Regions from separate parts of the Mus musculus genome. Here region 2 is linked to region 1. The links are chromatin loops, found by intact Hi-C in ENCODE. Cell type or tissue: left cerebral cortex. All regions are shown on one strand. Each heading gives the region's core, and the rest is flanking DNA. Links, peaks and the distances in the headings are about the cores only.

Evidence for each region. A loop is a pair of places that touch in the nucleus more often than their neighbours do. Peaks named below come from ENCODE experiments on the same cell type or tissue, not always from the same donor. Only the 100,000 strongest peaks of a DNase experiment are listed, where the experiment ranks them.
Region 2: a loop joins it to region 1, with 2.4 times the contacts of the local background. A loop is called at or near these places in 4 of 42 quality-filtered maps.

The regions. Positions count from the first base shown.
Region 1 is chr15:6,906,411-6,913,180 of GRCm38, forward strand. No RefSeq gene overlaps it. Among named protein-coding and RNA genes, the nearest start is that of Osmr, 35 kb to the left of the region's middle. In left cerebral cortex, for the core only: a CTCF peak has its summit at 3,408; a DNase peak (open chromatin) is centred at 3,442; H3K4me3 peaks cover 482 bases.
Region 2 is chr15:6,985,590-6,992,359 of GRCm38, forward strand. No RefSeq gene overlaps it. Among named protein-coding and RNA genes, the nearest start is that of Gm30559, 4.3 kb to the right of the region's middle. In left cerebral cortex, for the core only: a CTCF peak has its summit at 2,864; DNase peaks (open chromatin) are centred at 2,835 and 3,669; H3K27ac peaks cover 574 bases.

The DNA of each region.
Region 1 (6,770 bases), core at 516-5,515:
GTTGGATTGTTCTGTGCTGGAACCAGCCAGACACCAGGAGATAGAGCCGACTGGAACTTGGCATGTTCATGAATTGACACATCTGATGAAGAGGCGGCTAAGGGACACAGCGGGATTTATGTGTCTGACTTGATTAGCAAGATCTGGTGCCACCCTATGACTCTTGTATTTCTACTCACATCTGCTTGTGACCTATCATCATGCTCACAGATGAGTGGATCACTCACTCAACCCTCGAGAGAAACGTCTGTCTGTCCTGCATAATGATTAACACAGAGGTGCGCACCCGGTCAAGAGAATACAAGAGTGCTTATCTCTTAATGAGGCATCTATATCACACACCCACTCTGACTCAGGGGTCATTGTGGAAGAGGGGTGGGAAGATGGTAAGAGCAAGAGGCGTAGATAACTGCCCTACTATGTTCTGCCTCTCTGCCCGGGTGTCTGGGGCACCAATGGCGGGCCACTCGAGGGCTGCAGAGCAAAGTCTTGGAATAGGGTCCACATCCTTTGTCTTCCTGCTCTGACCGGGAAGGGGAGATGGCAGTCTGGGATGAATGCTGCGGTTTCCTGTCTCCTCTCTGGGTACTTGGGCGCCTCAGGCAGACCACTGAGAGTCAGGAACAGGTCCGACGGAGGTCTGCCTTTCCCTTCCGGGTCTATGCACAGGTAGGGAGGAGGCAGAGACCCGGACAAGCAGAATCAAGTCAGATTGAGATCTAGGGCACAGTATACGGGAGGTTGTGGAGGGGAGAAAGCCTTTCTCGGGAGTCTTAGGACTCTTTAGTTGCCATGTATTTGTACGTCTGCTTCTGTACTCTGTAGTCTTTGGCAAGAGCCCGTTGGAATATTTTCTATGACATACCATACCGTCCTAAGTGTGGTAGCAGCTAGAAAGATTTTAATCTCCGGAAGAAAAGTTTTCCCATATTCTTCTTTAAAGTGTCTATTCTTGGTCCTCCGATATTTTATTCGACTGTTGGGATTAACTTATGAGTTTCCTCCAAAGCTAATGGGAACTCTGGAATTTTACTGAATACATGAAGTCATGTGTCTCCAGGCATACACACTCACAGAATCGATGAGTTGTAGAGCATTGCATTTCACAAGGTCTTTTTGGCTCTTCACCAGCTCCAATCTGTCACAGTCTCACAACGCCATGGAAGGAGATGCTGTGCTCAAGCAGCCATGAAAGTCTTTGTTTATAGAAAGCTGCGATAAAGTGAATCTATCTTGGGTTCTGATATTGCTTTTACCAGAGTAGATTAATATAAACCTGCAACTAGACGTAGAAGGAGCCACTACGTATTATAGCAGCAAAAGCAAACCACCAGCAGCAGCAGCAAGAGTCTCCTTGCATTTAGTACAGTGTATCTTTGTCTTCTATTGGGGATTGAAAGATTTGTTTCTCAGAACAAGGAGTGCCAAACCAATTGATGTAAGAATGATAAGTATGTGGGATAACATGGATGCTAGTGAAGTTGAACAGTAACATGCTTGGGGACCTGAGTCCTATCTTCAGAAACATGGTTTTAAAAGGACTGGGCCTTGTGGCATGTGCTTGTGTTTGTGGCGTTGGAGAGGAGACATGCAGATGCTAGGAGCTCACTGGCCAGCCTAGCCTAGTTGATGAGTTCCACGTTGGTAAAAGATCTTCTCTCAGTCAATCAGTTAATAGCATACCTAAGGTGGATCTCTGGCTGTGTGTGTGCCACACACACACACACACACACACACACACACACACACACACACACACCATGGGTTTTACGTAGACTAGCCTGCTCTTAAAATCAATCTTAATTTGTCTTGAAGTTAACTTAGGTACAGCTAAAATTGTCATGGCAACTTACGGTTCTATTACACAGATGAAAGTCATCATTTTTCACAGCCACTATCTTGGCCATGGAAGCTCAAGGAAGCGTTGCACTTGGGATTCAGTTCTGTTTTACATGTTGATGTGTACAGATGTCATCTGAAGATAAAGTGGGCTTTCCGCGCTACTGTTTCCAATGTTGATGTCTTTCTCACAAAATCCTTCAGACATTTGCTATAGGAGAAAGGAATCAACTCCTAAAGTTGCATTAGAATTATATTTTTGTGAGGCATTGATTTGAAAACCATGGGACCACAGTCAATGGCAGTGACCAGAGGCAGGCTTGCATATGCACGGAGTGAAGGTTGTGTTTTCATTTGACTGCACAGTCAATTTGATGGGCCGATAATAGCTGGCTCTTGATCATGTTAGCATGATCAGGAAAAAAAATCACTTTTCAAATTGGGTGTTAATTCAAAGTTGCATAACTCTTTGTAGCTGCTAGTATGCACGGAATGAAAGGATCTCTGCTCTCAAGCTGGACAAAAGAAAAATAGCTCATTCCTGTGGGACCGTTCCAGGAAGTTCACAGACTCAAACCAGGGGTGGGGTGGGGCTTTGAAAATGATTACAATTGAATAACTTCGCTTGTCATTACCAGCCAGTCTGCTATCCCTGATTGACAGCTGGTCAGCTATTCCTGATTGACAGTTGATCTGTCAGTTATCTCGAATTATCAGTTGATTAGTCAGCTATTCCTGATTATCAACTGATCAGTCAGCTAGCTATCTCTGATTGTCAGTCAGCTTCATGAGCTAAGCATCAGAAACAGTAGGTTTCAAACACCTTCGTCTTTTAGCCACTGTGGCAAATACCTGGGGGGGGGGGGGGGCAACATGAGGGAGGAGGGTTATAGCATCGTGACAGAAGGGCGTGGTGGAACAGAATTGTTCACGGCATGGCAGTCAGGCTGAAGAAGGGCGACGTTTCCTCATTTTTGCCCATCGGGGCTCACCGCCTACATACAGCGTTAGCGATGCACGTGTTCAGCGTTAGTCAATCCTGTCTGAAAAGCCCTTCACAGAAGTGCTTTACTAATCTGCTTGGCACTTCACCCTAATCAAGAGAGCGATCAAGGTTAACAATTCCTATGAGTCCCGTAGGGCCCCTTGCATGAAGACATCACCTAGAATTCAACCCGACCTGAGAAAGAAAAGGAAAAGAGAAAAAAAGAAAAGAAAGGAAGGGAAGGGGAAAGATAAGGGACGTTCTGCCTTGTCATTGATTTCACGGGTGCATCACAAGGTGGAGTCGAGTTCTGCACTGTCTTGGAGGTGACCAAAAATGAGAGTCAAGTTTGGAGAAACAAATGCTTGTTCTCCTAAGTTTGGATTAGAATGGCCTTTGGGCAAAATTCCCTCATTAGCGTCGAATAAATGTTTTTCCATCATGAGCAAAAAAGATTTTATACAAATTCCATTTCCCAGAACTCCGTGAAAGAAATGGAAACTCCCTTTTCTGATGTTACAAAACAACTTCCCCCCACTAAACCTGCTTTCTCCTTATCCCCCAAGTTCACTCTGCGTCTGCTAGGTGGCGCTGCAGGCTAATGCATGGGTCCCTTAGCGCCTCGCGGGCGGCTGTGTGGGAGGCTAGGCAGGAGGGAAGGAAGCAGCTGCCACTGTTTCCGTCCAGTTAGGATATCAGCACAGTGGAAGGGAGGAGACCTGCTCTTGCCAAGACTTGGCTTCTGTCAACTTAGGAATCGCTCATCATCTTCTGGATGGATCACAGCTGGCGCTGAAGGGGCTGAATGGGCTTCGTATTTCTTTAGGGAGATTCTGGGGCGCCCAAGCTTGTTGAGAAAGGCTGTGGGTTTCTTTGTCCGAATTTCCAAAAGGTGTTCTGTAACTTTGGAAGAAAGACTCAAGAATGAAAGGAAAACATCACAATTCAAAGGTTTGGGGGAAACCAAGCTGTGCCCTGCTTTAACTGGTTCCACACAGTGTAAAACAGTGGCTTTCAGACTATAATTTGGCCTGAATGCTTGTATTTTTATAAGGAGTATTCTGCACCATTTTGAGAGCACTTGTGCCTGCCTCTCCTTGTGCACGTAGGTACCACAACTTGTCCACTACTGCCTGCAAAGGACAGACTGCTAAGTCATAAAACTTAGTTTTTAAAGGGAAAGGAGATATCAGTTACAGATTTAACATAGTAGATTGGCACGCAAGGGCACATAAGTACATTCAAACCACATCAGAAAACTTGGGCCCAAGAACTTATCAAACACAACCAGACAATGGAAGCATGCAACACCCTCACCGGGATCCCACAAGCAGGACACCTAACTGTGGTCTCCTACTTCCCACTCAACCCTGTAGCCCAGGCTCAGACCTGCAGCAGCTCTTCTTTGACTCGGGGTTCTTTGACATTTTTTTCTAACAACCAGCAGTGGCTTTCTTTGTATCTGCCTCACCTTTCTGTCTCCACTAGGGCTTCTTGGAACTGCAACCCTACCCCCACCCTCAACCCCCCTGCTTTGGCCTTTTTGACCCTTTTGTTGCCATTCTGTTATCTGCATATATACAGAGAGATAAAATGACTAAATGCTGTGTAACATGTGACCCAAGAGTTAATGTTAGCGATTAAGATGGGAGTAAAATATTTCATGTTTGTCATTGGGCAGCTATCAAAGGCCATCAGGACTATTAGGCTAACTGCAGCTGACAAAAACAATACAACCTGTGAATTTATGGTTATTTAATAAACTATGACATTGTAAAAAGATACAAACATGTCTGTCTGCGTTTCTGACTTAGTGTTCTCAAAGCTGTACTGATGCTCAATCTTATAAACCAGGTCCCTGGTGGAGGGCAGAGATTCCCACTTCAGTCTTTTCCTAAGCAACAGATGCTTCCTGCTGCAGCAGGACCTGGGACAGCCTTTCTCACCCTCTGCTGCTTTCAGAGTAAGCTAGGGTTGACTTCTGGAAAAGCACAGAGGTAGAGTTCCCGGGAGCCCTGTGTGGTCTGGAGGACCCTAGAGTATCTAGTGACTTAACAGAACTCCTTTCCCATCTTGATGAGGTCTAGAGCTCTGAGACTACTGACCTTAACAAATTAAAGACTCCTTTAAATGTATATAATACAAAATATTGCATATATAAGCATATACATATATATAAACATACACATGTACATCATACACACACACACGCGCGCGCGCACACACACACACACACACACACACACACACATATACATGAAGGTTTTAACTGGAGAAGCAATATGGAGGTGGTCAGGAAAAACCCTGGGAGAACCAGGGCCTTGGTGGGGCTGGGTAGGCAGGATGTTAACCCAAGGAGAGACCACAAAGACAGATTTGCTGCCTGGGTAGCAGTGTGCCCCAAAGTGCTTGTGTGCAGTCTGTGCCTGTGTCCAGGTTTGGGTTCTGGCTCTTTCTCGCCTCTTTCACTCTCCCAGTCACGCCTGGGGGAAACGGTGAGGTCTGTGGGTTGGATTTGAAAACTCAGGACTGAGGAGGAGCCTTAGGCAGAGGGAATATCGGCATCCATTCCAGAAAGAAGACTTCCTTAAGATACAAAGGTTCCCACCCAGAGGCAGAATACACACTCCTACCCACTGTAGAGAAAAGAAGACATGCCAGGAGACACCGAGGAGGAAGGAGACACTACACAGCAATGTACCAAGGGTCAGAGCAGGGAGGAGGACAAAGGTTAGGGAAAGAGTTCCAACAGGAGCTTGTGAATGAGAGTGTGTGAGTGAGCACACACACACACACACACACACACACACACACGCACACGCACACGCACACGCACACACACACACACACACACAGAGAGAGAGAGAGAGAGAGAGAGAGAGAGAGATTGAGATTTGTAGACACAAGAAAGTAAAGAGAAATACTAAAGTCCAAAAGTAGAGGCCAGGAAAGTAGCCATCCAAATGGACATGTGTGGGTTTCTGAGCCGCTCTTCTGACACTGCCCTAAAGATATGTGTCCTGCTAGGCATTGCTACATGTCATCTCCATCCTGCAATCTATCTGTTTCAACCTCAGGGACCTGCAGCCCTTCCTACATTTATCTCTGCCACAGCAACGATAACTTCTTTTGGCAGTAAACATCAGTAACCTTAAGTGCCATGAGTCATATTTTCAATTTTTTAATTAAATTATGGTCTGGCTGCAGTTTGATTTATTTCAGCCCAAATTAATTTAGAGTTGAGTCCACATAAATTTACATGGTATATTTAATACAGTGTGTGATTGTTCGGATTGTAAAGCCTGGTAGATTGATAGTCTCCTAGCAGGCAGAGCGGTAGTAATTGCAATTAAGGGAGAGGTTTACCTTACTCCTGAAACTATAGTCATAGAGGAGATCTGCTCTGTTCCTAGGAAAGACAGGGGGAGAGCCTACAAGTGCCCCATGTTCCCTAAGTCTCCTCGTTAAAAGTTGTAGCAATATGCTAAAGCTGCACTAAAACTAGCAGTGATGTGTTTCTTTCCCAGAATGTTAGAGATCGTAAATTTATACAGTAAGCATCTAGGGGGAAAAAAACCCATCTAACTCACGAAAATCTACTAAATCCTATTTTAAACAGCGAGAGAGTGAGTCATGCTGAGATGGCGTTCCTAGAATTCTGATAAAAGAAAAAAAAAGTCACATTAATTAATGTTCCTGAGAAAGGGTCACGGCTTACAGGAAATGAATTGGAAGGCGACAGGAAGAAGGGTGGGATACTGAGTGCTTTGGATAAAGGCAAGTGACAGCAGCCATCAGAAAGATCTGATTTGATGGGAAACGCAGGGATGCAGGGTAGGGCAAGAGAGGCAGGGGGCTGAGAAGAGGATAGAAGGGGATGATGGTGGAGACACTGGCTGGAGGCTTGGAGCGCGCAGTGGGAGGAGCCTAGTCAGGAAGCAGAGCC
Region 2 (6,770 bases), core at 575-5,574, 79 kb after region 1:
CAGGCATTCACAGAAAGAGAAAAGAGGAGAAGGGAAGGGGAGGGCAGGGGAGGGGAAAGAGGAGAGGAGGGGAGGGAAGGGGAGGGGAGGGGAGGGAAGGGGAGGGGAGGGGAGGGGAGGGGAGGGGAGGGGAGGGGAGGGGAGGGAAGGGAAGGGAAGGGAAGGGAAGGGAAGGGAAGGGAAGAGCCCAAAATGTCTGGATTATATAGGGAGGAGTCTCTGGGGAAAAGGCAGCCCAGCCCCTGAACTAGAAAGTTCAAAGCTGGGGGCAGAGTATGCCAGGTAGGGACTGAGGGATGCTAGAGAATCCAGAGTTGAGGTCTGCTTTGATATATAAAATATGCACCTCAGTCCCTTGTCCCAGGGTCCCTAAACCAAACAATGGTAATATATATATATATATATTAGTAGCATTGTTGGGGAACTGTTATAGCTCTGATTGACAGAGGTTTCCAATATCTCCTAACTGCTGTGGGCAGCCCCAGGTTCAAAGGAGTGGTAGGTGGGATTTATTCCCAGGCCACTAGTTCCCTGCTTAGTATACTGTACCACCTATGGAAGACAGCTGATGTGATGTGATACTGTCAACCTGATGATAGGCTCCAGAATCAGCTAGGAGACAAAACTCTGGGCCTGTCTATGAGGGAGTTTCTAGATCAGGTCAAATGAGGTCGGGAATCCCTCCCCCCAAATATGGGCAACCCCCTCCTATGTGCTGATTCATACACTGAATAGCAAAGGGGAAACAGCTTAATCACCATCTTTCACCTCTGCTTCCTGTGGGCACAGTGTGATCAACCTTGCTCACCTCTGCTTCCTGTGGACACAGTGTGACCAACCTTGCTCACCTCTGCTTCCTGTGGGCACAATGTGATCAATCACTCCACTTTAGCTCCTAAGTTTTCCCTTGCAGTGATGAACTACGTCACTTCAAACTGTGATCCAGAATAACCCTTTCCTTCCCAAAGTGACTTCTGTATGATGCTTCATCACAGCAATGATAAAGGTACTAATAAAATATTTATGAAGGAGTAGGGTGTTTGGCGGAGGGGATCCAGGATACAGAGATAGTGATATCAGTTCCTTAAGAGAAAGGTTCCTTCCAGTTGGGCAAGGGGAAGGAGGAAGTTAATGGGAGATAATAAATGTTCTAAAACAGAGAAGAAAGTGGAACTTCTAGCTCAGTAGTTCTCAACCTGTGCGGTGTGATCCCTTTGGGCTAGGGAGGGGTCCAAATTGGATGTCATGAAAAGCAGATATTTACATTACAATTCATAACAGTAGCAAAATTACAGTTACGGACTAGCAATGAAATAATGTGCTTGGGGGCCACTGCATCATGCGGAACTGTATAAAAGGGTTGCAATATTAAGAAGGTTGAGAACCACTGTCCTAGCTGATAAGTTTTACTTCACTGGAGAAGTAAGATCTGAAGATCTTGGATTGAAAGTCAAGGGCATGAGGTTTATAGTGGCTTAAACTCAGTGACAGTGAGAAGACAATGACAGTTCCATGTATGTTCCTATGTGAATCCAGGCTGCCTGGGACCAGATGTACGGAGCTTGTCAGCCGAGGTGCAGTGGAGGCTGAGTGAAAACCAGTTTTCTGGTACCTGCCAATTATGAAGGTTATCCAACTGGAGCTCTGCCTGTCTTTCTATCAAACAGTGAGAGAAGAGCAAAGAATAAGATGAAGGAACAGACCAAAGTGTGGGTGCTTTGATCCTTCTTAGAAGGAGAACAAAATACTCACAGGAGCAAATATGGAGATAAAGTGTAGAGCAAAGACTAAAAGGCCATCCAGAGACTGCCCCACCTGGGGATTCATCCCATATACAGTTACCAAACCCAGACACTATGGTGGATGCCAAGAAGTGCATGCTGAAAGGAGCCTGATATGACTGTCTCCTGAGAGACCCTGCCAGAGCCTTACAAATACAGAGGTGGATGTTTGCAGCCAACCATTGGACTGAGCGTGGAGTCCCTAATAAGAGGAGTTAGAGGAGAGACTGAAGGAGTTGAAGGGGTTTGCAACCCCGTAGAAAAAACAACAATATCAAACAATCAGACCCCCCAAGAACTGCCAGGGACTAAGCCATCAACAAAGGAGTACACATGGCTCCAGCTGCATAGGTAGCAGAGGATGGCCTTGTCATGCATCAATGGAAGGAGAGGTCTTTGGTCCTATGAAGGCTCAATAGATGCCCCAGTGTAGGGGAATTGAGGGAGGGGAGGTAGAAGTGGGTGGGTAGGTGGGTGGAGGAGCACCCTCATAGAAGAAGAAGGAAGGATGTGATAGGGTGTTTCCGGGAGGGAGGGAAACCAGGAAAGGGGATTACATTTGAACTCTAAATAAAGAAAATATAATAAAATAATAATAATAATAATAAAGAAATTCTAAGATTTAAAAAAAAAGATGAAGAAACAAGGAGACTGAGACAGGCACTCAGCAGAATTCCAGCAGTCTTCAAGTAGAAGTTGGGGGGACACTTTCCTGTCCCTACCTAAAGTGACTTGGAGAGTTCAGGTGGCTCATGGCAAAATCCTCAGATTTCCCAGGGGTTAAAGAGTAGCACAGTAAGTTCTGGGGGAGACAGACTCTTGCTTTTGTTTCTCTGCTGGAACTGATAAATAATTCAGGGCAATGCTATGTCAGCCAGCAGTGCCAGAGGAATTAGCTGGGAGCAGAAATACAGGCTCATCACCATTGGGTTGCCATGGGAGAAAGTTCTCAAAGAAGGGTCCTCTCTCCATGTTGAGCTTTCCTGGCACCGGGCTTACTTTCTCCCAGGGAGCCATGCTTCTTTTTTGGCAAGGGGATGAATGCCTCCTACAGACAGCCCTGAAAGAAGTGCAAAACTTGAGCGGAAACCAAGTGAAAGAGGACGCCAAGTGGTTCTCTTGGGCCTTTGCTGAGAGAACAGATGAGAAGCACTGTTGGGGGAAGAAGAGACAGGAAACACAGGCTGCCTAGCTGGGAAGTCCCAGGACCTGGTTGAGCTGCTCCATGGCCTGCTCTTAACATGACCATGTGGCTTTCTCCTCCACTAAGCTACAAGCCTTTTCCTTGAAGACAAAATCCTCTTACCAAACCCAAGTGAGTGACAGCTTACCGTGGCCTAGAGTTACTGATTCTTAGAAGTCAAGAACCTTCAGCATGACTGTCTCCCCGAGTCCATCTCCAATAGGAACTAGGCTTCTGCACTAGTATATCAACTACCTCGATTGGATAGATAGTAATCAATGTGTCTGGACTTTGCCTCCAGGTGCAGATGTCCACTGTATTATTTCAAGGCACCAAGAATACCAATGAAGCCCTCCCTGTACCACTCCCCTAAAACCAGATCCTGGGACCAAAGCCTTCTGTCCCCTAACCTTCTCCAGGAGAAAACAGTCCTGTCCTCCTCTCCTGCTGCCCAAGCAAGTGCTCTCTCTTCTTTCCTCACCCTGTGAAAGAATGTCGCACTGACTCACACACACCAGGCCGATGGAAAGGATCTGTGTCAATTCAAGGAAGGATTGGAGAAGAGTATGTTCAGACTGTGTACAGCATTGATGTAGTTTGATAAAGTTTCATAATATCAACTTAGTCATTAGCTGATCTGAGAAACGCCAGCAGGCCAGTGCAGATCTTTTCATGGGACGCTGATCTTCATCAATCTATGGTGACATTCTCCAAGCCACGGCACAAGGCAATGAATGGCCAAGTGTGTGCAGATGTTCCATGATGAGCCAATCCTCTGGCAACCAGACTCGTTCTTGAAGTCAGCTGCTCTGATTGTGTCTTCACTTTTGTTTTGGAACAAGGTGTTATTTCCCTTTGTTTTCCCAGCCCGTGCTTCTGAGGATAGAAAAATGGCACCACGGATATCTTTAAGTGTGAATGTATGTCTGTTTGTGTCTGTGTGTATATGTATGGATCTCTGTGTGTGTCTGTGTGTGTACAAGGGTCTCTGTGTGTGTCTGTGTGCATGTGTATCTGTGTGTGTGTATGTGTATGTCTGTGTGTGTCTGTGTATGTGTGTGTATAAGGGTCTCTGTGTGTGTCTGTGTGATTGTGTATCTCTGTGTGTGTGTGTCTGTGTGTGTGTGTCTGTGTCTGTGTGTCTGTGTCTGTGTGTCTGTCTGTGTGTATCTGTCTGTCTGTCTGTGTGTGTGTGTGTGTGTGTGTGTGTGTATGTGTGTGTCTATGTGTGTGTATGTGTGTGTCTGTGTGTGTGTTGGTACTAGGGACTAACTAACTTTACGTATCCCTTCAGATTACTGGGTTTGCATCCTTAGCCCCACTGTGATGTATGAGGAGCTTGACTTTGGCAGTGTTCCCTCCCCAGGGCAAAGCCCTATGAATGGGATTTGAGACATCTCAAAGCTACACAAAAAACTTCCAGTCTCTCCTTTCCACATAGCCAGACAACAACTTGCAGTCTTCAAGGAGACCCTCAGCAGGCCCTTTGTCATGCTGGCTCCCTAATTTTGGGCCTCCAGCTCTGTGAGAAATGCCTCTTCTGTTGCTTAAATCCATTTACTTCACAGTGTTTCTCATAGACAGAACAGCCTAGGGCAACTGGGGAGTGCACCCTGGAAGGAGTTACTGCCTGCTGGAAAGGGTGGTAAGTGCTCACCCAGGCCCCACTGGCCATTCATCAAACAATGTTCAGGCCTTCACAAAGTCCATGGGACTTAGGAATTTGAGACAATAATATAATAACTGGGCCCATACTGTGACTAATGTCTATTTATTCCATTTTTTTGTTTGGTTGCTTTTTGTTGTAAGTTTATAAAATGTGCAGTCTGAGGAAGAACAACATAGATTCACTTAATAATAAAATATAGGATGATGTACTTGCTAGTCTATTAATGAGAAAGTGAGTTTCAAATAAGGGTGGTAAGTCTGACGCTGGGGAGGGACACAGGAAAGACTTACGGGGTTGTCTCTTCCTGATGTCTCCAGGGTGAACCACTTCAGCTCAGAGGGAAATAACTTGTCCAAAGGTCTGCCCACCTTCAGGTTATCATGTAATGAATGCATCATGTGATTGGGTGTCTCTTTGGAGATTTTAGGATCCTAAGGTGACTTCTTCAGGCTTTGTCCCAGCTATAATGTGCAGATACAGTTGAGCCAGGGGCAGTATGAGGCAGGGGAGGCAGAGGCATCCATGGCTGTGGCGACTTGGCGTACAGTGTAGCAGATGTGGGTTTGGGTAGAGCTGCCTCAGTTTCTGGTTCATGGGGTACGGCAACGGAGACCCCTGGCTACAATTGCAGCAGGGACCTCCCGCTCTTTGGATAACGATAGACAGTTATGCCTTGAAGCCTACATTCTGTTGGCAGCTTCCCTGATAACTTCCACCTCATCTCTATCAACTGGAAATACCCGGAGTGTTTCTGTTTCCTGTGCTGACCCCTGAGAAGCGTTGCCCTGACGAAGTAATCCAAATACAATACATAAATAGCCTCACGGAGAAATGACAAGTAGCTGGGTTCTTCTCCATCCATTGTGTCTCTTTGTTAGCCTTTGGCAACCAGCGCTCCATTCTGACAGACAAGTCTGTGGGGCACAGAGACTCTGTCCTTGCTGTCACATCAGTGCCTTTGACATGTCACCTCCTTAACAAGGTTCCTTTAACATCTTCTGTTTCTACAGCCAGCCCCTCTGCCTTTTCCCTCTGAATCCTCTTTCTCTTCTAGCCCAACCTGACTGCCTGCATTGTCATTCCCCCAACCTGTGTTTATGTTTTCTCTTTCAGGAAAATGTGGGGGGGGGGTCCCTCTCTTCTGTTGTCATTTTTGATTATTAATTAAGAACAAGTCCTAAAATCAAAGTAAACCTAGGCACCATAGAGGAGTTTGCAGTTGAGCCAGTCGTGCATTGTCTAGCACAATGACCATGATAGGGAAAGAGTTCAGGAAACGGTTTTTCAAGTTGGACACGCAAAACATAGGGGTTTGTGACATCTGGGAGCTGGGCTAAAAGCACATCCAAGTGGTCCACATGCCAACCTTCTTCCCATCTCCCTCCAGCTCTTACCTGTTTACCACATTAGAAAAATAATGTTTCGGGTTTTTTTTTTCTCTCTCTCTTTTCTTGGCCCTATCCACGAGGCAGGAGACAAGCCGCGTTAAGTCTCGTAAACTAAGAATAGTTCTAGAGATTTAACTGCCCAAGGTTTTGGAATGAAACTAGGTTAAACAAAGAAGCAACGTTGGCACCTTCTAAAGTTTCTGAGAACTTCATGTAAACAGGTCTTTCAGCAACCTGGAGATGTTTCCATGATCTCTTCCTCTCCCCCTTCCCCCTCCTCCTCCTCCTTTCCCCCAATTAAACCTGTTATTCTTTGAATACTAGCCTCCTTGGAGTTAGATGAACCTTCCAAAAAAAAAATGTCTAACTTGGGATGATTGTTTTTATGTTGAAGTAGTAGTACAGGGAGAAGAATGTCCAAAACTTAATCTTTTAATCAACTGCAGTCGATCTAATAGGCAATTATAACTTTATCCTTAGAACCATTGCTTATTCTGCTGTTTCTGTATAGAAGCCAACTAATTAATGAAGAAATGGGGTGGCATGGTCTCAGAGTGGCATGCTGGAGCCCACAAACTTGCCCTTAATAGGAAATTGGGGAGCGGAGCATGAAAGGTCCAGTCTGAGATGTTGGTTTAAATAGTCTGAGCCAAGTTGGACTTGGTGGTGCCTACCTGAAATCCCAGGCCTTGGGTGACCAAGTTGGAGGATGAGTTTAGGTTCAAAACCACCCTGGGATACATAAACAG